Linked DNA regions of Homo sapiens: all the other regions are linked to region 3. A link is an interaction called in ENCODE POLR2A ChIA-PET data of the cell type or tissue named here. Cell type or tissue: OCI-LY7. All regions are shown on one strand. Each heading gives the region's core, and the rest is flanking DNA. Links, peaks and the distances in the headings are about the cores only. Region 1 overlaps LOC101928923 (a long non-coding RNA gene). Region 2 overlaps ZDHHC14 (zDHHC palmitoyltransferase 14). Region 3 overlaps ARID1B (AT-rich interaction domain 1B). Region 4 overlaps ARID1B (AT-rich interaction domain 1B).

The links. ChIA-PET counts read pairs that join two places held together with the same protein. Peaks named below come from ENCODE experiments on the same cell type or tissue, not always from the same donor. Only the 100,000 strongest peaks of a DNase experiment are listed, where the experiment ranks them.
Region 1: POLR2A ChIA-PET joins it to region 3 with 11 read pairs; 1 of 35 experiments calls an interaction of 5 or more read pairs at or near these places.
Region 2: POLR2A ChIA-PET joins it to region 3 with 5 read pairs; 1 of 35 experiments calls an interaction of 5 or more read pairs at or near these places.
Region 4: POLR2A ChIA-PET joins it to region 3 with 6 read pairs; 4 of 35 experiments call an interaction of 5 or more read pairs at or near these places.

Annotation. Positions count from the first base shown.
Region 1 is chr6:156,276,846-156,284,457 of GRCh38, forward strand. All of the region lies in intron 2 of LOC101928923 (a long non-coding RNA gene), which reads right to left. Among named protein-coding and RNA genes, the nearest start is that of SNORD28B, 98 kb to the right of the region's middle. In OCI-LY7, for the core only: no CTCF peak of the experiment used is centred there; DNase peaks (open chromatin) are centred at 2,656, 3,476, 3,936 and 4,226; H3K4me3 peaks cover 1,638 bases; H3K27ac peaks cover 2,500 bases.
Region 2 is chr6:157,581,056-157,588,667 of GRCh38, forward strand. The region is part of intron 2 of ZDHHC14 (zDHHC palmitoyltransferase 14); the gene reads left to right. Among named protein-coding and RNA genes, the nearest start is that of MIR3692, 56 kb to the left of the region's middle. In OCI-LY7, for the core only: no CTCF peak of the experiment used is centred there; a DNase peak (open chromatin) is centred at 4,456.
Region 3 is chr6:156,784,983-156,792,594 of GRCh38, forward strand. The region is part of intron 1 of ARID1B (AT-rich interaction domain 1B); the gene reads left to right. Among named protein-coding and RNA genes, the nearest start is that of MIR4466, 9.1 kb to the left of the region's middle. In OCI-LY7, for the core only: no CTCF peak of the experiment used is centred there; a DNase peak (open chromatin) is centred at 3,187; H3K4me3 peaks cover 835 bases.
Region 4 is chr6:157,000,481-157,008,092 of GRCh38, forward strand. All of the region lies in intron 4 of ARID1B (AT-rich interaction domain 1B), which reads left to right. Among named protein-coding and RNA genes, the nearest start is that of MIR4466, 220 kb to the left of the region's middle. In OCI-LY7, for the core only: no CTCF peak of the experiment used is centred there; no DNase peak of the experiment used is centred there.

The DNA of each region.
Region 1 (7,612 bases), core at 2,497-4,996, 510 kb before region 3:
TGTTCCTTTCTACCTTTGAGTGGCATTATGTTGTATGGATATACCATAGTTTGATTATCTGTTGATAGACATTTGTGCTGTTTCTAGGATTTGGCTATTATTTAACAAGACTGCTAAGAACATTCATGGATGTGCCTTTGTATAGATATAAGTTTTCTTTCCTCTTGGGTAAATACTTAGTAGTGGAACGGTTGGACCATATAATAGGTCCAAGTTTAATTTTTTTAAAAACTACCACACTGCTTTCCAAAGAGATTGTAACATCTTACTTTCCACCTAGCAGTATATGAGATCTCCAGTTCCTCTACATCTTTGGTAATACTTGATGTAGTCAGTCCATTTAATTTTTCATTCTAACAGGTACGAAGCAGTACCTCACTGTGGCTTACTGTGGCTTTTCTTTGCATTTCTCTACTGGCTAATTGATGTTGAACATCTTTTCCATGTGCTTATTTGTCATCTGCATATCTTGTTTGAAAAATTGTTCCTATCTTCAGCCAATTGTTTAAATGAGTTATTTTCTTACTGTTGAGGTTTTAGAATTCTTTATGTAGTCTGCTTAGAGGTTCTTTATCAGGTATGTGTTTTGCAAATATTTGCTCCCAGTCTTTGGATTCTCTTTTCATACTCTTATATAAGAGCCAATTTTTTTATTTTGATGAAGTTTAGTTTATGAATCAATTTTTAATGGATCAAGCTTTAGTGATATATCAAAGAAATCTTTGACTAACTCAAGATCACAAAGATTTCCACCTGTTTTCCTCCAGAATTGTTACAGTTTTGAGTTCTACATTTAGGCATATATTTCATTTTGAAGAGTTTCCATTGGTAGAATGTGTCTCAAAGTTCACCAATCTTGGTGATATCATTCATCTGTGTCCCCACTCAAATCTCATCTTGAATTGTAGCTCCCACAATTCCCGCATGTTGTGGGAGGGATCTGGTGGGAGGTGATTGAATTATGGGGGTGGTTCTTCCCTGTGCTGTTCTCATGATAGTGAATGAGTCTCCTGAAATCTGATGGTTTTAAAAACAGGAGTTTCCCTGCACAAGCTTTCTCTTTGCCTGCTGCCATCCATGTAAGATGTGACTTGCTCCTCCTTGCTTTCCGCCATGATTGTGAGGCCTCCCCAGCATGTGGAACTGTAAGTCCATTAAACCTCTTTTTCTTCCCAGTCTCAGGTATGTCTCTATCAGCAGCATGAAAATGGACTAATACACTTTGTTTCTCATTTTCTCTACCATATTGAACTATGTTTGTATAATGTGAGGGTAAATAAACATGAGTTTCAGGAATAAAAGGGATCAAAAACTTGAATTCCCTCATATTTGTGTTTAAGATCCTATCACAGGACATGGAATCTTAGAAAGTGAGCCAACACAGGAAAAGTAATGGAAAGTTCTAGAGTAAGCCTTATTCAAAAGACTTAGCCAACAAACAGATCAGAGTAGGTGGAAAGAGAAACAAGGGTTAGGAGGCTTTCAGGAGAAAGAAGAGTGAAAAGAGGGAGGGAGAGTGCAAACAGATACTTAGATGTGTTTGATTATTTGAAAGACTTTACAAAGCATTTGACAAGTTTTGATCTCAAAAAAAGTTTAAAGACATACATAAAAATAAGCAAATAAAAAATTGTATAATTATTAACTTCAGGAAAAACAAAAAGTTGTACAAGAAATGAAATCTAATAATACATGACATGGCTTGACAATAAAAATAATTTACCTACTCATAAAAACATAAAAACTGTCAGATAATTAACTGAAAATATAATTCAATTGAATGAATGAGTTAGTCACGGGAAGAGTTGTAGACAAGCTAAATCCTCAACTACCATTAAAGAAATGTAAGAGATATTGACTCAAACTAAATACTCAACACTATAAGCACATTTCTTAGAAATATGGAGGTCACCACCTGAAGTTAACAGCTAGAAAAATTTGAAGTGATTGCTTCTGGGCATAGAAGGGTAGGGAGTGGGTGTCCAGTGGGAGGGCTAAACCCAGGGACTCCACGTAGAGTGGAGAAATGAATAGATGGAAAGTGTTGTTGTTGTTGAATTATGAACATATATTACTTTGTTTTCAAATATTGATTTTTAAAAATGCAAGAAGTTACTCTTTAAAGTCTTATTAGTGAGTCTCATAAATAGAGCCTTTGACTAAAGAAAATCAGCAGGACAATATGGCTATCCTGGGAGAGAGAACCTAAGTAGTGTCTGCTGTCTTCTCTGTGTTATGAGAACATCTCTCACATTCCATTTCCTCTCTTAGCCCCTTTTGACTTCTCTTCCCATCTTTGCAATCTTCGCCACCCTAAGGGTCCCTGAAAGGTCACTGTACTCTAAAATTGGAATAAATCATTGCTTTCAAAGGGAAATAATCAAATGCAAGAGGGAAGGGAGTGGTGGTTCCAGATTCTACTCAAAATCCAACCACAGTTTATCCTAAATGGTGTCAGCCAGCAATAGGCTTTGTGCTGCTGCCGACAAATGCGGTTCTCTTAGGACTACTGGGTGATAGTGACAGTGATGTTGCTGTGGTCTTCTCTGGCCATTCTGTCAGAGGAAGGGGTGTTGTTGGTAAAAAAACAGCCCAGCTCAGACAATGCAGCAGCTGCCTTGACTAAGAATAGAATCTGTGTTTGATTTGAATTAGCCATTTGAAACAAGAGCAAAACAGCTCTGAAAGTAGTACCATCTGTTTTCCTTTAAGGCTGGGTCATAAATAACAAGATGAAAATATATTTCCTGTTCTGCATTTGTGACCTGAACTGCCTTCCACTGTGCTGTCACTGACCACTTCTGCTGTAAATGCACATGACATTAATTGGGCAGCTGTTGGCTATGAGGTGTGTAGACTTTGTTGTTGCTTTGTTTTGTCTTGTTTCCTAATCTCTATACTTATCAGGAGCTCCTTTATTTCACCTCTCACATGTTAAGCAAAAAAAAAAAAAAAAAGGAAAACAAAAAAACATAAAGAAGTTATTCTTTGTATATTTTTTAAAAAACAACTCACACTCCAAATAGCGAAGTGATCAAAGAGTGTAAAACTGTGGCTGACAATTCCTGCATGGTAGAAGGATATCTTCCAAGTCAAGGTCAAAATGAATTAAGAGGTAAGGGAGAAGACAGGGAGATTATACAGCATTATTCACCAGGCTGGACTTCCTAATCCCCATAATATAAGAATGCAGAGAAGAAAGAAGCATCAAGAACAGAGAGAAGATTCCACAAAAGCACAATTGTTCCTCCCATGGAGATCAGGACTCTGTCCTTGAGTCCTTCCAAGCTGGGCTCTGCACCAACTGTAAACTGTGATTGACCAGCACTTTCCTTAGTTATCTTTTTAACTGTCGTTCATACTGAAACAACTCTGGTTTTGTTTCCTCGATAACTCAAAGGGGAAAGGCTATGATGGCTGGTAGGCCATCCCCTTTTTAATGCTCAGCTTGGCTAGTTGCCAACATAGTCTACGAGGCATTTCAGATGACAGACATGCAAACATGAAACGCACCATAAAGGGCTGGGGTCTGTGCAGGTTTTAGATCAGCCAACCATGAAGGAAGCTGCACTTAACAGTGAATGTCTCCAGGTTATAATAACATGTTCTTTTAAGAAACAGTGTGGAGGGTAAGGGGAGGGAGAGCATTAGGACAAATATCTAATGTATGCGGGGCTTAAAACCTAGATGATGGCTTGATAGGTACAGCAAACCACTATGGCACATGTATAGTTATGTAACAAACCTGAACACTCTGCACATGTATCCCGGAACTTAAAGTAAAATTAAAAAAATAAATAAAATAAAATAAAAAGAAACAATGTAGAGCCAAAGACAGACAAACAGAAGTGTTATGAGGCACATCCAGACGTTAAGAAAGGTGTTGCCTTGGAGACCTGGTACAAATGCCGGGTCCTCGGGATGACGCTGCACACTTGACAACATGGAGCCCAAGCACAGCAGGGACCACACAATCATCGGCTGAGAGATCGTAATAGAGAAACAAGGTTGGGGAGGACCTGGTAACACCATGCTTGGACAAACACAAAAGACTCCTGATGAGTTTTCCTGCCTACAGGCTCTGCCTATCCAGACCACTCTGGACCATGTTGACAGATTAATCTGTCTTTTAAAAAATGCTGTCAAGACAACAACTACAAAAAATCCAACCACCTCCATTCATTTCCTGTTTCTTCAAAATCATCCTTTCCTCCCAGTTTGTCCCCAGACCACCCCTTTAGCTGGTCTCCCATGGCTCACCACACTTCTGCGTTTGCTCCTTCCAAAGCCTCTGCTTATAATACACAACTCTTGCCCCATTTCCATCGACTACATGAGGCCTCCCACCCATCCTTCAAGGCAGGATCTTACCTCACTTTTCCCAGAGTTTGCTCCACCACTCCAGCCATGGGAGCTCCATGGACGAACAAAAAAAGATCAAATATGCTTTGGAATCACCACATATGGACTCTTCCTTTTGGAGAGTTATTATGTAATTGTCACAGAAGGCTCTGAGAAGTCACACAGTGAAGAAACCTTTTGAATCTTTCTGGCTTGTGGTAGCTAAACATATTTGACCCCAGGACCGTGTGAATCATAACAAACTAGGGGCTTTTTTTTTTTTTAAGAAACCACTCAGGAAAGCACTGACTGAAACCCACCTCTTTCAGGAAATCACTCCTGAACACTCCATCCCATCACTCTAGCCCTGCTGAACTTAAGACATAGTGATTGTTCGCACTTCTGCTTCAGTACGTGAAATGTCTGGCCATCTTCTTATATATGTATGTCAAAATGATATTAATAGTAATCATAATAGATACAATTTAATAAGAACTAGTTACTTTCCAGGAATGAAACCTAGAAGTCATTTAACCAATGGTTATTCTTTACTACAAGGTCAAAGTAATTTCTCTATGCTGAATTTTCCTTTGTGTTGAGTTAAGAGAGTAGGATAGTAAGAGCCATGTGCCCTTCCTATTCACCTTTTGTCTGGTTTGGTTTCATTTCAACATAAAAACTAAGTCTTATATCATTGGTAAAAGAAAAAGTACAAAGTTATATGCAATGGTTACTTTTTAAGATAAAGGAAAAATGAGAATTAAGAAAAGGACTTCAAAGTTAATTTACCAAAATCCAACTACATCCTTGACATGTGCTGACCTCAATAATGCATTAATTACAAAAGGATTAACACTTTTCTCCATTGTAACAATGTAGTCCTCTGTCAATGGAAGGTGATAACAATATTTGCATTCATCCATTAGCATAGGATTCATAGATTATGAGAAAGGTCTTAACACTCTTCCTAAATGAAGTCAAGCATCCAGTGAAGGGACAGAGCTTCTTTCATAGTCTAAGAAGAAGAAACATTTTCAAACACTCAGCAACATCTTGCTCCCTGCTCTGCCCAAAGCTGCTAGGGGTGCTAGGAATGTGCTGACTGGCAGTATTTAACCTGTTTGCATGTAACTGGCTACACTGCATCAGCAACTCATTCTGATGATACTGTACAAGACACTATTTTCTGCATTATACACTCAGCCTTCCCTTTTTCTGCTGCCCACTCAGATAACTGTCAAATTTCAGATTGGATGCAATGGCTCAGTGAGAGAGATAGAAATAAACGCTATTTCTTCCCTGAATGATTCAACATGTTGCAAGCATGTTGGACTGGAGAATACCATTAGCATGGTAAATTTTAGTTATAAACATTTAGAGTTATTTTTTTCTTAACTAAATTCCAACACCAACTCTACTACTGTCTATGCCTTGAAATAGGATTTTGTACTTTTTGTGGAATGACATGACTCTTTAAAAAATGTAGTAAATATAAGGATATTTGGGCCAGGGAAAGAAAAAAGGATTTATGAATAGTATACACACCCTCAGGGGAATTTTTCTTACTCTTTCAAGTTTGTCCTCTCCTCTAGGTCAAGTCAGTAACACTGCCAAAGTCTTTAGAGGCATAAGAAAGCCTTTCACATGCTTATAACCTTGAAAGATGAATAGAAGAATATCTAAGAACTTCCCTTAAAGGTTCATTGTTTTTTCTCTATGAAAAGGATATTTGGTTGAAAATAAAAGAGTTAATAAAAGTGCCAAATTCTACCACATTTCTACCACTATTTAAACTAGTTACTTTATCGTACACACACTTCCTGAGGTTTGAGCTCTTAGGCAACGTGAAAGGACGTGGTGGCATCATTTGATAGGCTTGGTTTGGTAGGCAGAGTACTCAGCTGACTCCCATAATTTTTGTCTCTTTGTGTCCCTTTTGCCCATGATTATGTTCTATTGCATGGCAAAAGACATTGTGTAAATGTAATTAAGGTCACTAATCAGCTGACCTTGAATTAATCAAAGGAAAGGTTATCTGAGAGAGCCTCAGCTAATCATATGAGAACTTTACAAGCAGAGAGTTTTCACCAGCTGGTGGCAGAAGAGGAAGGCAGAGATTCAAAGAGTTACATGGGATTCAACATGAATGAAGTCCTCTGTTGCGGAGATAAGAGAACCATGCATAAGGACTTCAGTGTGTGCACTGGGAGCTGAGAGTGTCCCTTGGCCAACAGCAGGCAAGAAAATAAAGACTTCAATTCTACAATCAAAAGGACCTGAATTCTGACAACAATCTGGATGAGCTTAGAAGGGAATTTTTTTCCAGAACCTCCAGGTTAATTCCAAACCCCTTGATTTTGGTCCTGTGAGACCCTAAACAGGGGACCCAGTTGTGTCTACCCAGATTTTTGATCTACAGACCTATGAGATGATAAATGGGTATTGTTTTCGGCTGTTAAATTTGTGGTACTTTGTTCCACAGCAATAGAAAATGAATCCACTTGATATTAATTGAGAACTGGTCTCCAAACTTTTTCCACTATTCTCCTGCTCAAAGTCTCCCTTTCAACCAAATTGTATTTAATGGCTCCTAAATATACCTTTTGCTTTCTCCTATTCTGTATTTACGCACATTATTTCACCATTCTGGAAGGCCCGTTTTCTGTTTAATCAACATCTTTGAGACCAACTCAGATGTCATGAATGAAAGGATCCTAATACAGCCTGCAGTTCTCTCTCCAAAATCGAGTACTCTTCACCTGTATAATCTGTTGTCAATTAATCATGTCCCACTTTATGGTACATTTTCTATGTGGTCTGTATCCTTATTTTATTACTACCTAGTTTTTGTTAATTAGTGAGGATCTTGAAAGCAAGGGCTCCTAATTTTTATGCCTCACTCTACCCTTTATATACCTTGCACATCACAGGCACCCAATAAATATTTGTTCAATTGTTTTGTTCTAAAGTATCTCTCTTCAATGTTAATGAGATTAAATGACACCAAAAGTCCAAAGAAAACCTTATTAGCCAAGCAGTAGGAATCTCAGCAGTGACCTGCCCCACATTCTGCGTGGCCTTTAACTATCGTGAACCCTAAACACACTTAAACTGTCAAAATTAAAAATGTAACTGCAAAAACAAGATAATCACAGAAAATAATTTTTGCCAATTGATTTGTGCGACTTTCAATGACATTGTAAGCACCCAACTATTCCCTGAGCTGCCAATTTGCCTAGGAAGGGATGTTCTCCACAGACTGTATTTACAA
Region 2 (7,612 bases), core at 3,364-5,863, 800 kb after region 3:
TTAGTGCTATAAACTTCCATCTGAACACTACCTTAGCTGTGTCCCAGAGATTCTGGTATGTTGGATCTTTGTTCTCATTAGTTGCAAAGAACTTCTTGATTTCTGCCTTGATTTCATTATTTACCCCAAAGTCATTCAGGAACAGGTGTTTAATTTTCAATGTAATCGTATCGTTTTGAGCAATTTTTTTAGTATGGATTTTTTATTTTTCTTGTGCTATGGCTTGAAAGTGTAGTTGGTATGTTTTTTTTTTTTAATTTGCTGAGGATTGTTTTATGTCTGATTGTGTGGTCAATTTAAGAGTACGTGCTATGTGGCAATCAGAAGAATGTATATTCTCTTGTTTTGGGGTAGAGAGTTCTGTAGATGTTTGTGCTAGGTCCATTTGGTCCAGTATTGAATTCAGGTCCTGAATATCTTTGTTAATTTTCTGCCTCAATGATCTAATACTGTCAGTGGGGTGTTGAGATCTCTCACTATTATTGTGTGGGAGTCTAAGTCTCTTTGTGGGTCTCTAACAGCTTGCTTTATTAATCTAGGTGCTCCTGTGTTAATGCATATATATTTAGGATAGTTAGGTCTTCTTATTGAATTGAATGCTTTGCCATTATGTAATGCCCTTCTTTGTCTTTTTTGATCTCTGTTGGTTTAAAGTCTGTTTTGTCTGAAATTAGGAATAGCAACCCCTGCTTTTATTCTGTTTTCCATTTGCTTGGTAGATTTTTCTCCATCACTTCATTTTGAGCCTATGGGTGTCACTGCATGCGAGATGGGTCCCTTGAAGACAGCATACCATTGGGTCATTGGGTCTTGCTTCTTTATCCAGGTTGCCATTCTGTGACATTTTTTTTTTCTTTTTAAACAGGGTCTTGCACTGTCACCCAGGCTGGAGTGCAGTGGCACAGTCTCAGTTCAGTGCAACCTCTGGCTCCCAGGTTCAAGTGATTCACCCACCTCAACCTCCTGAGTAGCTGGAACTACAGGCACACGCCACCATGCCTGGCTAATTTTTTGTATTTTTAGTAGATTTGGGCTTTCTCCATGTTGGCCAGGCTGGTCTCAAACTCCTGGCCTCAAGTGATCTGCCCACCTGGGCCTCCCAAAGTGCTGGGATTACAGGTGTGAGCCACCATGCCCAGCCCACCCTGTGCCTTTTAATTGGGTCATTTCCTATTTACATTCAAAGTTAGTATTGATATGTGCGGATTTGATCTTGTCATCACATTGTTAGCTGGTTATTATGCAGGCTTGTTTGTGTGGTTGCTTTATAGAGTCACCAGTCTGTGTACTTGAGTGTGTTTTTGTAGTGGCTGGTAATGGTCCTTCCTTTCCATATTTAGTGCTCTTTTCAGGACCTCTTTTAAGGTAGGTCTGGTGGCAAGGAATTCCTCAACATTTGCTTTGAAAAAGATCTTACTTATCCCTCATTTATGAAGCTTAGTTTGGCCGGATATGAAATTCTTGGTTGGAAATTCTTTTCTTTAAGAATGCTGAATATAGCCTGATCTCTTCTGGCTTTTAGGGCTTCTGCTGAAAGATCTGCTGTTAGCCTGATAGGGCTCCCTTTGTAAGTGAACTGCCTCTTCTCTCTACATTTCTTTAACATTGTTTCTCTCATTTTCATCTTGGAGAATCTGATGATTATGTGTCTTGGGGATATTCTTCTTGTGTATTATTTTGCAGGAGTTCTCTTCATTTCCCGAACTTGAATGTCAGCCTCTCTAGCAAGGTTGAGGAAGTTTTCATGTGTAATATCCTGAAATAGTTTTCCAAGTTGCTTACTTTTTCCCTGTCTCTTTCAGGAACACCAATGAGTCGCTGATTTGGTCTCTTTACATAAGCCCATATTTCTCAGAGGTTTTATTCATTCTTTTTACTTTATTTTCGTCTAACTGAGTTATTTCAGAGCCAGTCTTTAAGCTGTGAGATTCCTTCTTCTGCTTGGTATGTTCTGCTGTTAATACTTGTGATTTCATTATGAAATTCTTATAGTACGTTTTTTATCTTTTTCAGATCAGTTTGGTCCTTTTTTATAATGACTGTTTCATCTGTCAGCTTCTGTATCATTTTATTGCAATTCTTAGATCCCTTGGATTGGGTTTCAACTTTCTCCTAAATCTCAATCATCTTTTTTGCTATCCATACTCTGAATTCTATTTCTGTCTTTCAGCCATTTCAGCCTGGTTAAGAACCCTTGCTGGGGAACTAATGCAATTGTTTGGAAAGAAGACACTCTGGCTATTTGAGTTGCCAGAGTTCTTGGGCTGGCTCTTTCTCATCTGTGTGGGCTGGTGGTCCTTTAACTGTGATGTAAGTTGAGTACAGTCAGTAGACTTTTCTGGATGTTTTCAGAGGACCAAGGCTTTTTGCAAGGTCTTTATTTATAGTTAATTATTGTCCTTGGTTTCGCATGGGGAGTATATTACCAAAGGTGTTTTTTTTTTTGTTGGTTCGTTTGTTTTGTTGTTATTGTTCTGCTTTTTTTGTTTTGTTTGTTTTTGGTGTTGAAGTTTTGGGCTTTGATACAGTAGATGGCACTTAAACGTAAGGGCCAGCAGGTAGGCTCTTCCTCAGCCATGCAGCTCCTTGGCGTTTCCACACATTTTCAGCTGTGTGCCCTCTCAGTGTTCTGAGGTGTAGGCTCCTCTCCCACTTAGGTGCTGGCTGCAGATCTCGGCTTGGCACTCCCAGGATGCCCACTGCAGCTCTGGGGTAAGCTCAGGCTTTATATTCTGTCCTCAGCTTGGAGGCAGCAGAGGAAGGGCCCTTAGCAGTGGTTGTAGCAGAGGGCCTTTCACTTCTGTTGTGGGGCTCCACCCACCAAGAGATGCAGAGCCATGATCAATCATTGCGATTGGCCTGGGATGGGGCAGCTGTGCTGTGGACCTAAGTGGAGGGGACCCTTTCCAGTGATGAGCAGGGTGGGTGGGTGGGTCCCAGGGGAGACAGCCTGGCCTCTTCTCCTTAGGGCAACTGCAGCTTGCTGGCAGTATGGTTGAAGCACTCAGGGTCTTTGTTCCTTTCCCAGTCCAAGGGCAGCAAGGCAGCACCCTTGCAATGGCAGTGGCCGAGGAGATCTCGGTTGCCTCTAGGAGCTGCACCTCAGAGAACTGCTGAGCTACTGGTCTGGATGGGAGTGAACACTGGGGCAGGGAGGCTGCACTGCTGGCCTGAGCCAGGGACTCTACTTGTTGAAGAGTGGGGCATGGGGGCTCACAGGGAAGAGACGGGACTCCTCTCTGGTGGCTGTGGTGTGCTGGAGGTGCCAGCATAGTGACTAGGCCCTTTGTTCCTTCCCCAGCCCAAGGGCAGTTAGGGCACTACCACTACAGCTGCAATGGTAGGAAAGAATCTTACTCTACATCTTTTATAATTTGGGATTTTTCCTTTTGCATTGTAAGAAAGCAGAGTCCAGTTACTTTATATGGTAACACATAGATATTTGATCCCTGAATTTGGGGCAGGAATAAATCTGATGGGAGACAAATGGATCTATCAGGATGGAAGTGCTCTGCTATTCCCTCAGGAAGAAAAGATGACTTACTTGAAGTCACAGGCAGAAGTTAAACAGCTGATAGAAGGCCTCCAGCAAGTCCAGGAATTCTGTGTGAAACAATTGTCAACGGGCAGCTTCCCATCCTTGAGCCCACATGCCGCACAGCCCCAATTTCTTCATCCCCAGCTCCCCTAATTTTTGCCCACAGGCTGGTTGCAAGGGTAACACTAGATGTAAGTGCTGTTATTATTTCTGTCTCCATGCCAGCAACGTCCACCAATTGGTTGGGGGACTATATGAAGGAAGAGACCATTTTACATACTCTTTCAAAATGCTTGTGTATAAAAATCTCCTTGAAAAATACTGACTTGGGATGGGCACGGTGGCTCATGGCTGTAATCCCAGCACTATGGGAGGCCGAGGCGGGTGGATCACCTAAGGTCAGGAGTTCGAGACCAGCCTGGCCAACATGGCAAAACCCCGTCTCTACTAAAAATACAAAAAAATTAGCTGGGTGTTGTGGCAGGAGCTTGTAGTCCCAGCTTCTCGGGAGGCTGAGGCAGGAGAATTGCTTGAACCCAGGAGGCAGAGGTTGCAGTGAGCCGAGATCGCGCCATTGCACTCCAGCCTAGGTGACAAGAGCAAAACTCCATCTCAAAAAATAAATAAATAAATAAATATACTGACTCATATACACTTGCCTAACTGCTAGAGGTTTTCCCCCCAAAATTCTAGTGTTTGACCCACTAGCTATTGCAAATGCCTATTATTCCTTTTTCAATTGCTGTATTTAAGCCACAAAGAGCAGCCCAAAGAGGCAGAGGCACAACTGTTACCAACAACCAAAGGAAACCAAAAATACAAAAAAAAAAAAAAAAACCCAAAACCAGAAAAATTGAGTAGAGCAGGAACCCTCCCTCTGCTTCTCTCTTTGTGCCACATGACACAGGCCACAGGTGTTTGTGATCTCCAGATGAGAGAAAGACTTCATGATTGGCCACTGGCCTCAGGCTAGAACACTGAAGAAAAAGTTTCTTTGTGCCAAGGTTGGTATGTGAAGCCCTGGGTTTCAAGCCCCCTTGTTCCCATCTGCCCTGGATGCAAGTGTGTCTGAAAGCCATGGGCCTAGGCAGCTGTTGGATGCATTGTGTGGAAGAAAGAACAGCGGGGCTCCCTGAGGTACACAGCTGGCCTTCTCAGCCGGCCCTTTTTGGGGGTGCTACCTGGCCATGCGAGGTTGGCTCTGGATCAGCAGCAGCTTGTGGATAAGTTTTGAAAGAGTCAGATCCACAGAGCACCTTGGAAAGGTGTCCTCTGCAAGTGAGGGGCTATAGGCACAAGAGTGGCCTGCCTGGTGGACAGCGTTGCAGCACTTGAGGGCCTGTGGCTGTGATTCCCAGGCAGGGTGGAGGTGCGGGAGCATGGCAGTCCTCCATCTTGGGCATCTCCTATGTGCTAGACTCTCTGCTGGATGATGGGGACTTGAAAGTGGATAGGCCGTGGTCACTGCCCTGGAGCAGCAGGAAGATCTGGAAACAAATCCTCCTGACATCATCGGTACTGGGTCTTCCCTCTGGCCTGTAAACACCACCAGCAGAGAAGAAGTCTGAGTTCCTGCTGTGTCCCCAGCTCAGAGCCCAGGGCTGGCCCCCAGTAGAAGCACAATACAGATCTAGTGGCTGGATAAATAAAACAAGGCAGGCGCAGTGAGAGCCCAAAGGAGGAAACAAGTAACTCTGCTTGCAAAGTGTTTTCACAAGAGAAGCTGGAACTGGCCCTCAAAGGATAGGATTATCTGCGCAGACAGCAGGAGAGGGAATCCCGAGCAGAGAAAATATCACGTGCAAATGCCTGGAAGTAGAAAACAGCATTGCCCGCTCAGGGAAACCCAAGGAGGCCACCGTGTTTTGAGCATAGGCTCCATGGAAGATCGTGCAAGGAGAGAGAAGGTTCATGGATTGTGTGCTGTATGGGAGGGCCTGAGTTTCTTGATGGGACTTGCATTTAGAAAGCTGACTCTTTAAGGGCCAGGAGAACAGATCAGATCAGAATGGGTGGCAAGACGGGCTCAAGACTTGCTGTGCTCATCAGACAGCCCAGCAGAGCCCTCCCAGGACCCCAGCGGCCCTCGGCAACCCCTGGTGCAGCACCGGCTTATAGTAAATCCTTCATAAATATTGGTTGACTTTTTTCATGGCATCGCTGGGCCCTGAATCCAGGTCTTCTGATCCTTCCATTTCTTTTACATAAAGAGCTCTCCAAATATTTAGTCAAAGAGTTTTGGGTTTCGGTTTAATTCTTAAGCTTCAGTTTACTATGTCTTTTGAATTCTAGCTTTCAGCATTTCACCTCTTTGTAACAGAGGTTCAATCTTTTAAAAAATGCACTTTGGAACTAAAGATCAATAGAGTTTATCTTCAGGAGTGTCAGCAAATACTCACTTTATCAAGTCATTGCTACTCAGAACTAGGCTATTTAAATAGTTGTAGTGTTGATACGTTTGTCATTCCTGCATTTTAAAATATTCACCTTCACAATTCAGTTTCTAAACTTTTCTACTGAAATTAACACAAATGTTTGACTGAGTTCGTATTTTATAAAAAGATATCAGGTCTAGTTTTTCTACCCATGTTTGCAGGAGTAAATAGAGGCAATAGATTTCACAGCTGACATTAGGATTATTATTAATCTAGGCCTCAGTGGCACCCAGCTGGCACCCATAGAGACCTGACCTTATCTTTGATGGATTCAAAGCCAGTGATTTCTATCCAGTGCTCAGGGGAAGCACACAGCCGTGCCATCTCTTTGTTCTCTCCTTATTGCAGAATCAGTTGCAAGGCCTCCCTCTTCTTAAGGCCCCTGCTTTTGGAGCTCAGCACCTCTCCAGATGCCTGTGACATTAGTGCCATTTGATGGGGCAGCCACCTGGGGTGCCAGGCAGATGTGGCACCTGCCAAAAGAGGGTATCCTGCTTGGCAGGGCAAGGCCACCCAGAGTCCTTGGACTGGCTCCACAGCTGTTCAGTTATTCTAAGCAGAAGGTTTGGGCCTCAGGAAGAGAGAAGTAGGAGACCTGCTTCTTCCTCCTGCCATTGCCCCGCCCTGCCCTCCACACTGCCTGCTCTCCCTCGAACCTGGAACTTTAATTTTCCATGAATAATTCATGGCCAGTAGCAGTTCAAAGCACTCTCCTTAACTCTGGGATTGTACTTTCACAAACACCAAAGCCTTAGGCTAAAGGGCTATAGCAGCTTTCCAGACCTCTGACAGCCATTTAAAGAAGACCAAGGCTGGGCACAGTGGCTCATGCCTGTAACCACTTTGGGAGACCAAGGTAGGAGGATCACTAGCTTGAGGCCAGTTGCTTGAGACCAGCCTGAGCAACATAGTGAGACCTTGTCTCTATAAAAAATTTAAAATTAGGCTGGGTACTGTGACTCATGCCTGTGATCCCAGCACTTTAGGAGGCCAAGGCAGGCGGGCCACCTGAGGTCAGGAGTTTGAGACCAGCCTGGCCAACATATAGTGAAACCCTGTCTCTACTAAAAAAAACACAAAAATTAGCTGGGCGTGGTGGTGCACACCTGTAGTCCCAGCTACTTGGGAAGCTGAGGCAGGAGAATGGCTTGAATCTGGGGAGGCAGAGGTTGCAGTGAGCCAAGATCACGCCACTGCACTCCAGCCTGGGTGACACAGCAAGACTCCATCTCTCAAATAAATAAATATATAAATAAATAAATAATTTAAAAAATTTAAAAATTAGCCAGGCATGGTGGTGAATACCTATAGTCCCAGCAGCTTGGGAGGCTGAGGTGGGAGGATCACCTGAGCCTGGGAGGTCAAGGCTACAGTGAGCTATGATAGCACCACTGCACTCCAGCCAGGGTGACAGAGTGAGACTATTTCTAAAAATTAAAAAATATACATTTTTTAAAGAAGACTGCAGGGAGGGGCATTCCTTTTCGAGCCCCTGAATCATGACATGCGAATCATGGGTACTGTCAGTGAGTGACAGCAGCCCTGCTTGGGGGCAGAATGGCACAGCTCTCCAGATACCCTGAGCTGTTCTAAATCACCAAGTGCTCTGCGTGAAAACGCTTGGGTGTGGGTGTGTTCT
Region 3 (7,612 bases), core at 1,870-4,369:
CTCCTGACCTCAAGTGATCCACCCTCCTCGGCCTCCCAAAGTGCTGGGATTACAGATGTGAACCATCCTGCCAGGCAAGATTTACTTACTTAAATAGGATCCAGTAGGCAGTTTTCAAACCCACATCTGTATGGATCAATGCCAAGAATATTAGAAGGCTACTGAGTTTGACAGATGAACTAATGATGAAATTAACTTGTTTCTTGGATGAGATTTATTACCAGGCACCAGACTAAAGCCCTAAAATCTTAAGCCTATCTGGTTTATGAATAGCTACTCTTATTTCCATTATTAAAATCAGGTAGATGGCAGCAGAATCTGGAGGAGATTCACCCTCTGTTGACCATCTTCTGTAAGGTGCACTTCTCAGTGTCTTCCTGGGCCTTGATGAATGATGAGCTGGAGAACTAGACCAGAAGCCATTCCTTATCAGGTGACTCTGGAAGGGAAGCCATATTTGATGAAATCCAGAAGAAATCCTGGACCATAATGCTACATTTTTTCTTTTTTTGTAATGGGATGCTAAAAAATTAAATATATGGTTTTTTTTTTAAATAGAGGTAAGCTATACGTACATAACATACAACTTACCATTTGAACCATTTTTAGGCATACATTCCAGTGGCATTAAGTACATTGTCATTGTTGTGTGGCTGTCACCATCATCATCTATCCCCAGAACTTTTCCTTCTCAAACTGAAATAAAAATATTTTTCTCTTTCTTTTAAAATTGTTAGCTGCTAATGTGTATTGTAAGTAAAATAATCTTGTTTTTGTAACCATTAATCTTATCACTTCATAGTTTGTGAGTAAATTCTTCCGCAGACATTCCATCAGGATGCTAATGGTTTTTTTGTTTGTTTGTTTTTGTTTTTTATTAGTACATTACTTCCTCTCAATTCTAACTTTGGGGTAATCCTCATAGAGTTTGAGGATCTCTTTGGAGATGTGTATTACAAAGGTTAGTAGTTTCACTGCCAGTTATGTTATTAAAATTTTGAAAAGCAGCTTTTTGGAACCTTTCTAAAGTTTAAAGGTTGAGGGTATTTGTTGAGAGAAACCTGGGACTTGGTTAGATAATAGGGTGTGGAAATGAACTGTTACCATTCTCACTTTTCCCTTGCTTTTCTTCCCTCACCTTTTGCATTTGTAGTCTCTTAAAAATTATTAATTTTATTTTCCCACTATTAGTGAAAATCATTTATAGTGATATTTTTTTCTATTCTTTCTGTGTTTGAAGTTTCTGGGCATCTCACCCCTACCAACCCAGAGCAAACCCAGAGTCTAGGTGGTGCCATGTCCTTTTCCATAGTGTTCTCTGCCACCAAATTTGTGCCTCCCCCTCATGTTTTTACTTTTTAGTCCTCTGCAAAACTTCAGAAATTCTTTGTATGTGGAAAAATTACTAAATTAAGATGATTGACCTTTTAGAATTACATTTTAAAGGCAGCTGTGAAGGGAGACTTCTAGATCCTGCCTAGTCTCATGAACAGGCGTCTTTGGTTTGTGTAAGGTATTGGAATTGTACTGGAATTGCTGCTGATGCTGATAGGTAGTCACATCTTTGTAAGATCAGTTATGTACTTTAACACCAGCTTCCACAGAGAGGAAATGAACTGTTACTTAAGAGCTTGTACTGGGAAGCAATAGTTATTTCTTTAAGGTGTAAACATTTAGCATTTGTGTATGCAGTGAGGTATATGTTAGATAAATATCTACTCCAGACAGTCAATTGGCAAATATTTATTGAGCTCCCACTTTCTTAATCAGCCCTGTGCCAGAGACAGACAATAGCTGGGGTCTGGGGATTGCTGCTGTTGGTGTGCGGATCATGCAGAGATACTGCTAACGCTTGCTCCCTCCATACCTGGATCGTGGTATTGCTGACATCATTGACTTAGAACTGGCTCATTTAAACAAATTGCAGATAGCAACCATGTGGGTCAGCAGTCTATTTGGCCTGCTTTTTTTTTTTTTTTTTCCGGTGGGGCAGTATATTTTGGCAAAACAAAATCTGGTCAACAACAATTGTAGGTTGTTGTGATATAGTTGATGTGATCTAGTGACTCTTTTCCATTTCTACCAATCAGTTACTGGCTTTGTGCCAGAGCGAAATATAGATTCACTACCGAGAATAATAACTAAAAGAAGGAAAATATAATCACTTTCAAATTTATATAGAATGGTCCTTTTTCTTTTTCTCAGTTTTCTACATTACATAGATTCTTGGAAAAAAAGTTAAAACAGTCTGTTCAGATTTAGGAAGATACTTGGATTGCTGGGGTATTTTTGGTAACTGTTTAGATAATGTATGCTGGCTGAGGAGTAAATTCAGCTACTGCTTCTGGGTCCTGAAATAAACCTTTCAGAAAGCGAGGCATTGATGATTAGTGGAGGCAGTTCCAGAATTCTTAGTATCTACTGTTTCTTTTTGTGATGAGCATCTTAGAAGTTAAACCACTCACCATATTTCATAGCCTTATATTGAAATGATTGTTAATTCTAAAATTCATTTAGAAGCTGGCGTCTAATTTGTGAAATCTTGAGAACCACCTTTTAAGATTCAGTGACCATATATCAAGCTACACACCCATTTTAATGCCCTTTAAATTTTCTGTTACCACTGGTATATTTTATAATAAATTCACTCTAACTAATGAATTATAAATGACCTTGGAAATAGGAATGTGGAACATTGCTACTGCTGAGCAAGTATCTTTCTGAAGAAGCAGACATAATTCCGAGGGGACTGGCATGTTTGCTGTGTATTAGTTTATTTTGGTGATTCTGAGGATTTGTGAGCGAATAAGCTTCTATGATGAGGCATCCTGACACAATGGTAAGATCATGGGCTTGGAGCTGGTCAGACCTTAGCTCATTTGGAGGCCTCAGCACCCATTTTCTCTGCACTCCAGCAGGGGGTCAGTTTCCTTACCTGGAATGTTGGCTGCTGGGCAGGGTTGTTGAAAACCTTCACTGAGGTCATGGATGTCTATCTGTGGCATCTGTATGTGGCCCCTCTCTTCTCTGCCTACCTGCCTTCCCATGTGGGGCTTGTTTTCTCATTCTCTGCCTGGTCCTGCTGTACTTCGGGGTGTGGCTGACTCAGGACAAGCCCTTGCTGGCATCAATTAGGTGATGCTCAGCCCCTCCCAGCTCCAAAAATCTGTGCTGCTTTGAATTTTTAAACAAATAGTGCCTAATCAGCTATGCACCGCTGAACAGCTTATTAAACCACACTAGATCCCAGACATATTCTGTGAATATAAACTGAGACCTGTGCAAATACATAGATTTTTGCATTCCACTGTAGTTTCCCTTACAGAATGTGGTTTTGTACTGATTGGGACTCTTGCTCAGCAGTTGTATAAATTGGTTTTGGTTTACCCACAGAGCCTACGGCTGATGCCATTGGCCCCAAGCTGCTACCCCATTCAATATCCCATCCCTAATATTAATTAGTGGTCTCTTCTCTGGCCAACAATCATTCCTCTGTTATACTTCCTAAACCTTCCCACTTTGATGATCTGCAAAAAATGACTGGCTTTTTAGGAGAATTACTTTTTGCAAAGGAACGAAGTTGCAAAAATTTAAAAGTAGGCTTCTTGGAGATTTTGGGTGCTAGACTTTGGTCTCTCATTAGCTAAGTAACTTGCTTCTGTGTTTGCTTCATCTTCACTGAATATATGATTTAGACTTGATCCTTAGCAAAATTATAATTTACTATGCATGGAGGGTTAGGGCTGCTCTTAAATAGTCAAAACAGGAATGTCAAATCTAAGAGTACCGGGGTCCTCCCTCAAATATATAAAGAGCAATTTTTTTTAAATGCTGAGATTTATAAAACTATCAGGGACAAAATGTAATTCTATTATGAACAAATACTTACTGAGCACCACTTGGTGCTTAAGATACACAGAGTAAAGATGACATATGATCCTTAATTTTCCCAGGTGTATTATCATAGACTCCTGGTGTTTTACAAAGTGGAAATTAAAGTGAATGGCTACAGTTTTCTTCTGTAGTTCTTATGCAAAAAGACTATATTCCTCAAAGTGCACCATCTAAGAAGTATTTATGGAGTAAATGATGTATCCAAGCTGAAACTTTCCTAACGAATGTATTATTCATTTCCAATATCAGTTGCAAGGAAATCCGTTTGGTCAGTATTTGCTATTCTATGTGGAAGGTCAGTGTACTTGGAGATTGTTCTTTGGTGCTGTGACGTTGATGAGAAAGTGATCCTAATTTGGATTTTGTATTGGGTGTCATTCATATGGTGATTTTTCTGCTAAAGAAAAGCCTTCACATCAGTAACATGAAGGATTTAATACTCAGTTCATTTACTTCACTGTATTGAACTGTGTGCGTCAGGGCTTTGGAACTATAGATTCGTGTCATCACAGCAATAATGTGGGCAGAAGGCACATGTTTGTGAAGAGCTCACTGTGTGCCAGGCATCATGCTGGGTGATGGGATTCTTTGGTGACCTCCACAAATGGACAATGCAGGAATTAAGGACAAGTAAACATGCTACACAGTAAGGTGTAAAGGATTTTGTGAAAGAAGTTTTGATGTTAGAGGGTCACTTTATATAGATTAGGTTGGGGTGGAGTTGAGGCAGGAAGGCTCCTACAGCAAAGGAGGTCTGATGAGCTAAGACTTGGTTAATGAGAAACAAACAGTGAAGGTAAAGAGGCATGGGGCTTGGGGCAAGGGCTAGAGCCAAAAGCTGGCAGGTTAGAGAGCACTGGAAGATTATGCATTTACTAGCTGTGTGACCTCAGGCAAGTCACTTCGCTTCTCTGTGCTGTGTGGTTTCCTCATTTGTCAAAGAATGGGAAAGGATACTTAACTCATGGAATTTTCATGAGGACTAAACTTTATAAGAAACGTGTATGCTGCTTGGCAATGAAAAGGACCTTTTAATAGAGTAACAAAGGATTGTATTTTCTCATGAATAAGGAATTAAAATGAGTTAGAGGCAATTCTCTATTAGTTAATTTAACAAGTTACTTAGCAGCCTATCGGTCTTTCAGAGCAAATAGGTTTATATTTGAAGCTTAGTTCTAATCCATACCATGGCAGTTTTCAAATTTCCTGATATGTTTTTACCTTGTCCAGTGTTAGGAAAAGTAAGTTATTGAGCAATTCTAAAATGTTTACTGTAGTTTGCCTGTTTTTTAAGCAGTCATATTTTTAACTGGTGAGGAAATAAATTCAGAAGATTTATAATTGAAGAATTTAATTTTCCTACCATCAGTAAACATTTAGTGACGTTGGTGTAGGGGCACTGTACCACAGAAGTAGATATCCAGAAAATATTTGTAAATTGTTAAACATTGTATTAATTGTTGAGCATAGAGTGATGTCCTTAGATTACTGAGTAAACAGTGGTGATTAAATTAATTAAGATAGTTTGTGGGGTGTTTAAATTTTACTTAGTATTCCATTTAATTAGAAATACAGACAATAACTCTGGCCTCATAAGCAATCTGAATTTTGAGTTGAAGGAAATGGGTGTCTGGCAGACAATTTCCAAATTGGTAAAATGGATCTTTTGCTTCTACTTTATTTTCTTCATGTATTAAACAAGTATTTATTATTGTTGACTGTTGGAAAATTTTAAAAATTACAGTCATACTTTTTATGACTTTGCTGGGTGTGGAAATCATCCCTTTCCCCCCATCTTAGTGCCAACTGCCTTTAACCTGAATTGGCTGATGCAGAACGCATTTCAGGAAGGCGCCATGCATACAGGAGGCAGAGACATGCCCTCTGCAATCCTGACTTTTCCTCTTTCACCCATGTCTATTGTATATGGCAAGACTCTGTCCTTCCTCCTCCACTCTGATATTGGTCGGAGACACAAGCACTTAGAAGCACCAGTGTTTTATTCTACAATTAATTACTGAAGAGGGAAATTGAAAGGTAAGCAGTTTTGTGTTTTATCTTTTATTATGCATTAAGTTTCTGTAATTTTCCATATTGCTATATTATTAGTGAGAAAGAGAAGAATAGAGAAAGATGGAGAAGATGAATTTTATTTAAGACAGTTATATTTGGATAACTTAAAAGAATATGCTTTTTTAGTCTAAATACCCTTTCCCAGTCTAAGTAGTTTCATGCTTCATGGAAAAACTAATGCAAAGAAGTTGTAATCAGCTGTTAAGATATTTGAGCCAGCTGGCTGTCAATATGTTGAAGTTTTATTCTTGGTGCATCCACAAATTCCATATAAATGTATTTTATGAAGAGGAAGGTGTACTAGCATGGCTAAACTGGTAAAGCTGAAATCTGGATTTGATTTGCATATGTGGTATTTTTCAGGGACTCTCAAACTTTCACACATGAAATAAACGAGGTAATGTGTATGGCATCACATGATCAAAATATTTTTCCCCTTGCTGCTGCCAGAGCTATCTATTGCTTTTCAACAGTCTCACTTGTTGGGCATCATGCCAAGATGTTTAAGACAACCCCTTACGTGAGCTGTTCCATTCTTAACCTCTTTGACTGAAGTGCCGTGACCTTCACATATGTAGATTAGCCATGTGCTCTGTGAATTGAAACTTGCTGCCTCAGGAAGAAAAGGGTTTTTCTTTTTATTCCACTGGGAATTTGACGGCCATTCATCCCTGACCTGGGCAGAGGTAATGCAAGGAAATTGGATTCAAACGGAACACGGACAGATAACACAGGGAGGCAGTCAGCGTGTACAGGCAGGCAAGCTTTCTACCTGGTCCAGGGTGAAAATACCCACCGTCTGTTCACAATGTGCTGATGTGCAGGATCCGAAGAGCAACTGACAGATGGAGATAGAGAGATAAATGTAGGAATTCTGGAACCGTGTCCTTTTAAAAAAGGACATTGTTATTATGGGCATTGCTAATTCGTTTTGACTCTCCTCTTTCTCTTCCTTTCCAAACTATATTTTTGAAATCTTTGAATTTTTGTTTATTTCCTAATGCTAGGAATTAAATACTTTTGACATAGTGGACAATTTAGATGAGTCTTTCAAAAGCAGAAATCTTTAAAAAAAAGGAGAGATGAATGTATGACCTGTATCTGGAATTTTGAAATGAATTGATACTTAGAACTTTACTCATATGAGAGTTATTAGCTTTGTAATAGCTGAGTATTTTTATTATAGCACTGTTATTTATGGCTCTTCTAAGTCTTTCTCTAAACCTACATTTCTTTATTTGAGAGGCAAGAATGAGAAGCAGCATATCCATAAGAGTTTTGCCAATCACTCCTGACTAGAATGACAAGCTGATTTCATGTTTCCCCAAGTATCAGTCCTATGCAGCCCCCCCTTTTTAAAAAACCATGCAAGGCCGGACCCAGTGGTTCAACACCTGTAATCCTAGCTCTTTGGGAAGCTGAGGTAGGAGAAGTGCTTGAGGCCAGGAGTCCAAGACCAGCCTGGGCAACATAGTGAGACTCATCATAGTGTAATGATGAATAAAAGTAATTAATAGCACATTTTTGGATTTTTATTAGACAAAGCTAGTTTTAAAGAACATTTATCTTTGCCTTGTTAATAAACATACTTGCAGTTAGTGTAAAATTCAGTATAAATAATAGTCATGGTGCTTGAGTAGGCTGA
Region 4 (7,612 bases), core at 3,180-5,679, 220 kb after region 3:
AATACTGTGTCATATTTTGTAGTCTGAAAACAATTATAGGACTAATCCTAAAATCCTAATTTCACATGTAATTATTTACTTGGTATTTAGCATGCTATATGGATGTGGAACAATGTTCTTACATTTTCCCACCAGCATTTTGGGGGTAGAGTGAGTGATTCCTCCAATAATTATGATGGATTTACACCCTTTCTAAACACCCATTTCTAATTATTCTTTTTTTTTTTTTTTTTTTTGAGACAGAGTCTTACTTTGTTGCCCAGGCTGCAGGGGTGCGTTCTCGGCTCAGTACAACCTCTGTCTCCCAGGTTCAAACGATTCTCGTGCCTCAGCCTCCTAAGTAGCTGGGATTACAGGTGTGCGCCACCACGGCCAGCTACAATTTTATATTTTCAGTGGAGATGGGGTTTCACTACGTTGGCCAGGCTGGTCTCAAACTCCTGACCTCAAGTGATCCATCTGCCTCGGCCTCCAAAAGGGCTGGTATTACAGCCATGAGCCACTGTGCCCGGCCTAAACACTCATTTCTAATAAAGCATGCCCAGGTTAGAAATGACTGTTGTGGCAACATTTCATGGCATCTTAAATGCTCTAGAATACATTTTATAGCTATCAATTCCTTCAGAATTTGAAACACATTTAATCTCTAAAGCTGTTCTCTTAAGGCATGCAGCAAGGAAACGGGGTAGGTGAAGATGCCTGGCTGAGCACATGCTGTATTCTAGGTTCATTTTCGAAGATATCTTTGCCACAGCACCCAGATTGAAATGGTCTCATTTTGAAGGTGAAGGAACTGTTGCTCCGAGAGGGATCGCTCACGAGTAGTGGAGCCGAGATCGAATCTGTGTTAATTCGGAGCTCAGTCTCTGTCACGTCCCCCTCAGTCTACCTGGATAAATATGAGAAGTGCAGGCTTTCATCTGAACCGTCCTCTGACCAGCTGCAGATGACGTGAGGTTCTGGTTCACTTTACACATTTCGTCCGACGTCTCCTTTCTAGGGGAGAGGAGCCTGAGACCAACCATCGAAGCAGCTACTTCATGGTCTCCCTGTTTTAAGTTATTGAAGGTCCCAAAAGAATGCAGCAGACATTTGTTATTGAGCATTTAAAATGCCAGGGGACCTTGTTTGATATATTACGCAGTACTACATCTGAGCTATATGTGGGTTTTTATTTATATTGACAAAAACAGAAAACAAAATGAGAAAGTGGAAGTTTTTGTATTCCTGGGCTTATAAGCATTTAAGATGCAGTTGTCCCCCTCCTTGCCCTTGGCCGATTGACTCATTACTTCAGCTTTTAGATTCTGAGAAGGTGGAGCCTATGGCAGGTGGCAAAGGGGAGATGGTGGTCTCCTGGAATCCCCCAGGAATTCGGCCGGAGGAGAGATGGACTGAGTTTTGGCGATAGGTCGCACACCTTACCAACAGCAGGCGGCGAGGGCTCCCCACGCTGCTCGTTTCCAGAGGTGCCTCGTATTATTGAGAAGGCGTGCAGTGAATGAAAATGTGTCCACACAGCTCCTGCTCTGCCTGTGACATTGGGTTGCTGTATATTAGCTGGGATAGTATATTTCAAATTGCTTTCTCAATTGCAAAGTATGGTAGAAATAAATATTCGCTTTAATTTAGTAACTAGAACTTAGAAAAGTTCCTCCTGTTTCCTGATTGCCAAGTCGGGATGAGAAATAGATTTCATAATTATGATACAACTTGATATCTTGAGATAAATGTTTAACTTTGAAAGTTAAACATGGTATTTTTTAAACTTTATCATTTTGTGTTCATTTTGCACATCTCTATACCTCCAATTTTGAAAAGAATTTCTCCCAAAGTTATCTTTATGTTATCTTTACTCTCTGCTTACTGTTTTAGTTTGGAGGCTTCTCCTTTAACCTGTGGATTCTAAAAGCCTTCTAAATCTGTGAGAGGACTAAAAATTTCCATATGTTAAATTTATTCTTATACAAAGTTGACACTTGTAATACACAAACCTGCTTTGCATTTATACAAAGGAAACAAACTTAACTGTGTAGCCACTGCATTGCATTTTCCAAGTTCCTGAGGCCTCCTCATTCTATTTTATGATCTATTTTATGGTTGTGATACATTTGTCCTTGGGAAATGCCTTAAAAACATTAAAATAATTTCTTAGAATTGCTAAATAGTTGCTGGAGTATTTTAATTTAGTCTGCCTGAAACTGTTAATTTGATCTTTCATTCAGCCCATTTTTGTTGAGCATCTGCTGTGTTATAAGTGAAGCTGCAGTAATGAACAGGAAACAGACCTGCCCTCATGTTACTTTATAATTTAGTGGGAGAGAACATCTTGCAGGTAAAATGCAAATTGATAGACAGGATTATGTAGAAAACAGTGTTAATCTTTTCTTAAGTAAGAAGACATCTCAGTGACATCTTAGACTTGAAGGACAGTAGCCAGGCATGAGAATGAGAAGAGGACTGTAGGCAGAGGAGACAGCTGAGACCAGAAACATGCCAGAGCATGGTGTATTCCAGGAATTCCAAGGAAAGCAGCATCCATTAGGGAAAGAAGTGTAGGAAGTGGGAGGCCGGGAGGATGGTGGGGAGTGTAAAGGCTGGGGCCCCATCACAGAGGGGCTTTGAAGCTCCTGTGAGGAGGTTAGCCTTGATCCTAAGAGCAAGAGGAAGCCATTGGAAAGAGATTTTATTTTCGCCTGGGACATGATCTGAGTACACTTGAATTTCAGAAAGATCTTCCTGACTGCCATGTGGAGAATGGATTGGAAGGGACCAGACTGGAGCTAAGGATGCTCTTGGAGGATTTTGTGTATGGACAACACAGCCATGGAGGTTGGGTACTGCAGAGGGTGAGGGAGCATCATGTGAATGCCTGGCCCCTACCTCGTACTGTACATCCCGGACAGCCTTACATGGGGGCTCTGCCAGAGGAGAAATTATAGACATTTGTGATTGAGATTATTGTGGTCTAGATTTAGGCAGTGACAGTAGAGGTGAAGAAAAGCAAGAAGATCCACAGGCCTTGTAATGTATGGCTGTAAAGGCAAGGGAGTCAGGGAGATACCTGGTTTTCTGACTGGGCTTATCTGCCTGGAGAAGGGTACATGGGAAAAGGAGCAAGGTCATTTTTTGTTTCATCCTCAAAAGGGAATGGACTACTTACAGTGAAGTGTTAATGGCAGCTAAATTAAGTAACATCGAGTCTTCTTATTTATTTATTTTTTAAGAGTTAGGGTCTTGCTCTGTCACCCAGGCTGGGGTGCAGTAGCACCATCATAGCTTGCTGTAGCCTCGACCTCCTTGGCTGAAACAGTCCTCCTGCCTCAGCCTCCCAAGTAGCTATGACTATAGGTGCGCATGACTGTTCCTGGATAATTAAAAAAAAATTTTTTTTTTTCACTTTGGCCGAGAGTTCAAGGCGAGGCAAGAGGATCGCTTGAGCCCAGGAGTTCAAGACCAGCCTGGACAACATGGTGAAATCCCATCTCTACAAAAAGGACAAAAATTAGCCCGGTGTGGTGGTGCATGCCAGCAGAGTAAAACCCTGTGTCAAAACAAACAAACACAAATAAAAACAAAAAACAATACCACCACAAATTTTTTTTGTAGAGATGAGGTCTGGCTATATTGCCCAGGCTGGTCTCGAACTCCTGACCTCAAGCAATCCTCTCGTTCTCCCGAAACCCTAGGATTACAGGTGTGAGCCTTTTATCTCTGCCTTTTATCTGTTTAAAATCCAAGAGCTACTGATTAACATTAGGGCACATGCTACGATGTTTTCCATGGAAATGTCTTAAATTTGGGAAATTAAATATAGGCCAAAAAAGAACTTGAACTCTAATACTGCCTTGTAAATTATATGTTTGCTAAGTGTTTAGCAAGTGAAATCATTTTGCAGCCCTGAAATGTTAAATGAAGCCATTTTGTTCTTCCTGTGAACACATGTTAGAGATCTAAGTGATAAAATACCATAATTTTGCTTGATTTTCCGAAGTGTAATTTCTTGAGAAAAAGGCTCGAAGAACACTGGGGCCATGGAAGGAGATTAAATATTAATTTCATTTCACAGATTTTGAAATTTTAAAACATACATTGTAATTCAGAAGGTAAAGTTGGTCTCTTTTATAAGAACTCCCCCCAAAATGATAGTTACCTTAAATTTAGAAATGTGTTCGGAACAGCCGTGCACTTGGACTTGGCTGTGTTCACCACTTGCGCTTCCCTTGAGGCTGGAGTGATTTTATTGCCGGTGTTAGGGGAGGGTGTTGGGAAAGTACACACTTTGTACCATATTGCTTATAATTATGTCACTTTTCAGCAGTGAATGTTAGAAAGAATTTAATTGGTTCTCTAGTTCTTGTGTGTGTACTTTTCACATGTAGTGGCATTTCTTTTTTCTTTTTCTTCTTCTTTTTTCTTTTTTTTTTTTTTTTTTTTTTTTTTTTTTTTTTGAGATGAGCCTTGCTCTGTTGTCCAGGCTGGAGTACAGTGGCGTAATCCCGACTCACTGCAACCTCCACCTCCCGGATTCAAGAGATTCTCCTGTCTCAGACTCCTGAGTAGCTAGGACTACAGGTGTGCACCACCACGCCTGGCTAATTTTTTGTATTTTTAGTAGAGACGGGGTTTCACCATGTTGGCCAGGCTGTTTTTTGTTGTTGTTGTTGTTGTTGTTGTTGTTGTTGTTTGGAGAGATGGAGTCTCGCTCTGTCGCCCAGGCTGGAATTCAGTGGTGGGATCTTGGCTCATTGCTACCTTCACCTCCTGGGTTCAAGCAGTTGTCCTGCCTCAGCCTCCTGAGTAGCTGGGATTACAGGCATGGGCCACCATGCCTAGCTAATGTTTTTGTATTTTTAGTAGAGATGGGGTTTCACCATATTGGCCGGGCTGTTCTCGAACTCCTGACCTTGTGATCTGCCTGCCTCAGCCTCCCAAAGTGCTGGGATTACAGGCGTGAGTCACCGTGCCAGGCCCTTATGTAGTGGCATTTCTAACACAAAAGATTTATTTTTACCTAAAATGACAATACTTACTGGGTTGCCAAGGAGAATAGTTAAGTTGTAGCTAAAGATGAAAAGCCCAGAGTAGGCAAGTAAGAAAACCGAATTGGTAAAACTTCTTTCTCCACAGGACTTCTGTTAGTGATTTGTTCATGAACTTTGAAAGGAGCAATGGCAGTTCCTCCCCGATCTCCGTTCTACTCACCACATCCCAATACCGTAAAGTTTATGAGCAGAGGAATTTAACATAATGCATTTTAAGTTCATAAACTAACAAAATAACTTCAGATCTTTTAAAAATGCTTTTTAGAAGTTTGGCCTGCATTTCTACCTTTTTCACCATATTCTGTCTCCTCAGCTACCTCCTAACTCCCTGAACTTAAAACTCTCTGGGGTCGCTTTCCATTAATAGCTTTTGACTTTGTTTCTTATGCTTTGGAAATGTATGCCATAGCGACATTGCTATTTTAAGAGGCTTTTATATATTCACGTTTTCTCCCTCTTTTCTCTCTGTCTTCCCTTGCCCTTCCTTCTATTCCCCTTCTTATTCTTGCCACCCCACAACACCCCCCATTGAGAGATCCAGGCAAGATAGACTCCTTTGCCCTTGGTATTCCGTGGAAGTTCAGTGCTATCTGATCTCACTGTTAGGGAAACAGACAGCACATATTCTTACCTCAGGGAACTAAGATCTAGAGACCATCTGGAACCATCTCTGAGCTCTGTCATTGATGGGCAGTTTCACACAATCTGTTGATTGATAATGTTATATCAGAGCTTCAGTGTATTGCAAGCCATTTTATGGAAATACTGGTGATAAGAGTAACCTGATGTGACATGGTGCATGTGGAATACTGTGTTAGGTCCTCCCCCACCTCCCTCCTGGGGCAACAAAATGGCCATTCTGAAGAGAGAAATTATATTCAAAGAATTGTAGCATAAGGTTGAAATTATATTGTTTTATAAAATATCACTACAGTATAGAGATGTCATTAGAGAGCAGTACCAGTTAAGCAGCCATCATTTGCATATGCCTAGGAGAACGTTTTTAATAACTAACCTAGTTACCAGTAAACACACAGTTTTAATTTATTTCAGTTATTAACCATTAGGAAACTTCTTTAGGTTTTTTATCATTGGAATGATGTCAACAAGAAATGTGTAATCAGAAGGAAGAGATACTTTACTTTGCTGCAGATACTCAGAGCAGTATGTAGTGTTTTCATAGACCAGAGAGGAGCCTGCACTGTTATCATTTTTTGTGAAGAAGCTTTCAGCACACAGCTGCAATTTCTAAATTGAATATTTTTATTTCAGAATGGAAAAAGGAGACTTTATTCACAAGAAAGTTTACTTACCAGAAATTTTTTGTCTTTTTTCACGTGGAAGTAATCCTAAATTACTCTTCCTTAAATGGAAATGTTATCAGTTTGCTAAAGAAAAAATGCTGTGTATTCTAGGCACATGTGTGTACACACACACACACAGACACGCAAAGTTTATCAGGCACCATGATATGGTCCCATCCTTTAACTTTGTAATTCTGCTTTTGAGAATCTTTCCTAAGGAAATAATCCAAAATGTTGGGGACATGGGAGAACTGTGTGTATAAAGGCATTCCTTGGTATCTTATTTAGGCAACTGAAAAATTGGAAACACCCCTGAAGGACTCATGGAAGGGACGTAATTTAATGAATTCCCGCACATGCCTTCAAATGGAAATTCTTTGAGACTAAAGATAATTGTTACTAAAACTTTCAGGAAGGTAGAAAAATGCTTTTTAATGTTAAATTTAAATTCAGGAATTTCCCCTAGTTTTCTAAGTTTTCTGTATTTGTACTTATATTACTTTCATAATGAAGAGAAAGAATCCCAAAATGTTATTCTTTTCTGCTCTTTAATTGTTTAATAAGTATTGAAAATTGCTGCCAGACTAGGGTCAACGATTTTAGGCACTCTAAAGCTCTTCTTTAAATACATTAATGTTTTCTACATATTTTGGCAATGTTTTGTTAATTTAAAGCGAACCATTTAGCTTCTGTTACAGATTTGCACGTGCACACATAGACACAGCGGGAAGGATGAGCACTAGAATTTGAAATATTAAAATAGAAAGTAGAGAATTATAAGAAATGAGTCAGAGAGTTGTTGTAAGAAGATAATTGCAAAGAAAAATTTGTGGAACATCAGTGTTTTTGAAGTTCCATAGGAATTTTTGCAGCAATAGTTAAGGAAGCCCTAAGTTGTTTTTTTTTTTTTTTTTCCCCAAGACAGAGTCTCACTCTGTCACCCAGGCTGGGGTCTCCTGCCTCAGCCTCCCAAGTAACTGGGACTACAGGCATCCTCCACCATGCCCGGCTAATTTTGTGTATTTTTTAGTAGAGACGGGGTTTCACCGTGTTAGCCAGGATGGTCTCGATCTCCTGACCTCGGGATCCGCCCACCTCGGCCTCCCAAAGTGCTGGGATTGCAGGCGTGAGCCACTGCGCCCAGCCTAGGAAGCCCTAAGTTTTAAAAACTTTTTAAAGTTTAAATTAAGCAAAGAGCTTCATCAAAACATTTAAATTCGGCAAATAAGTGCTATTACAGAGATGCATAGATTTGTTTTTCCT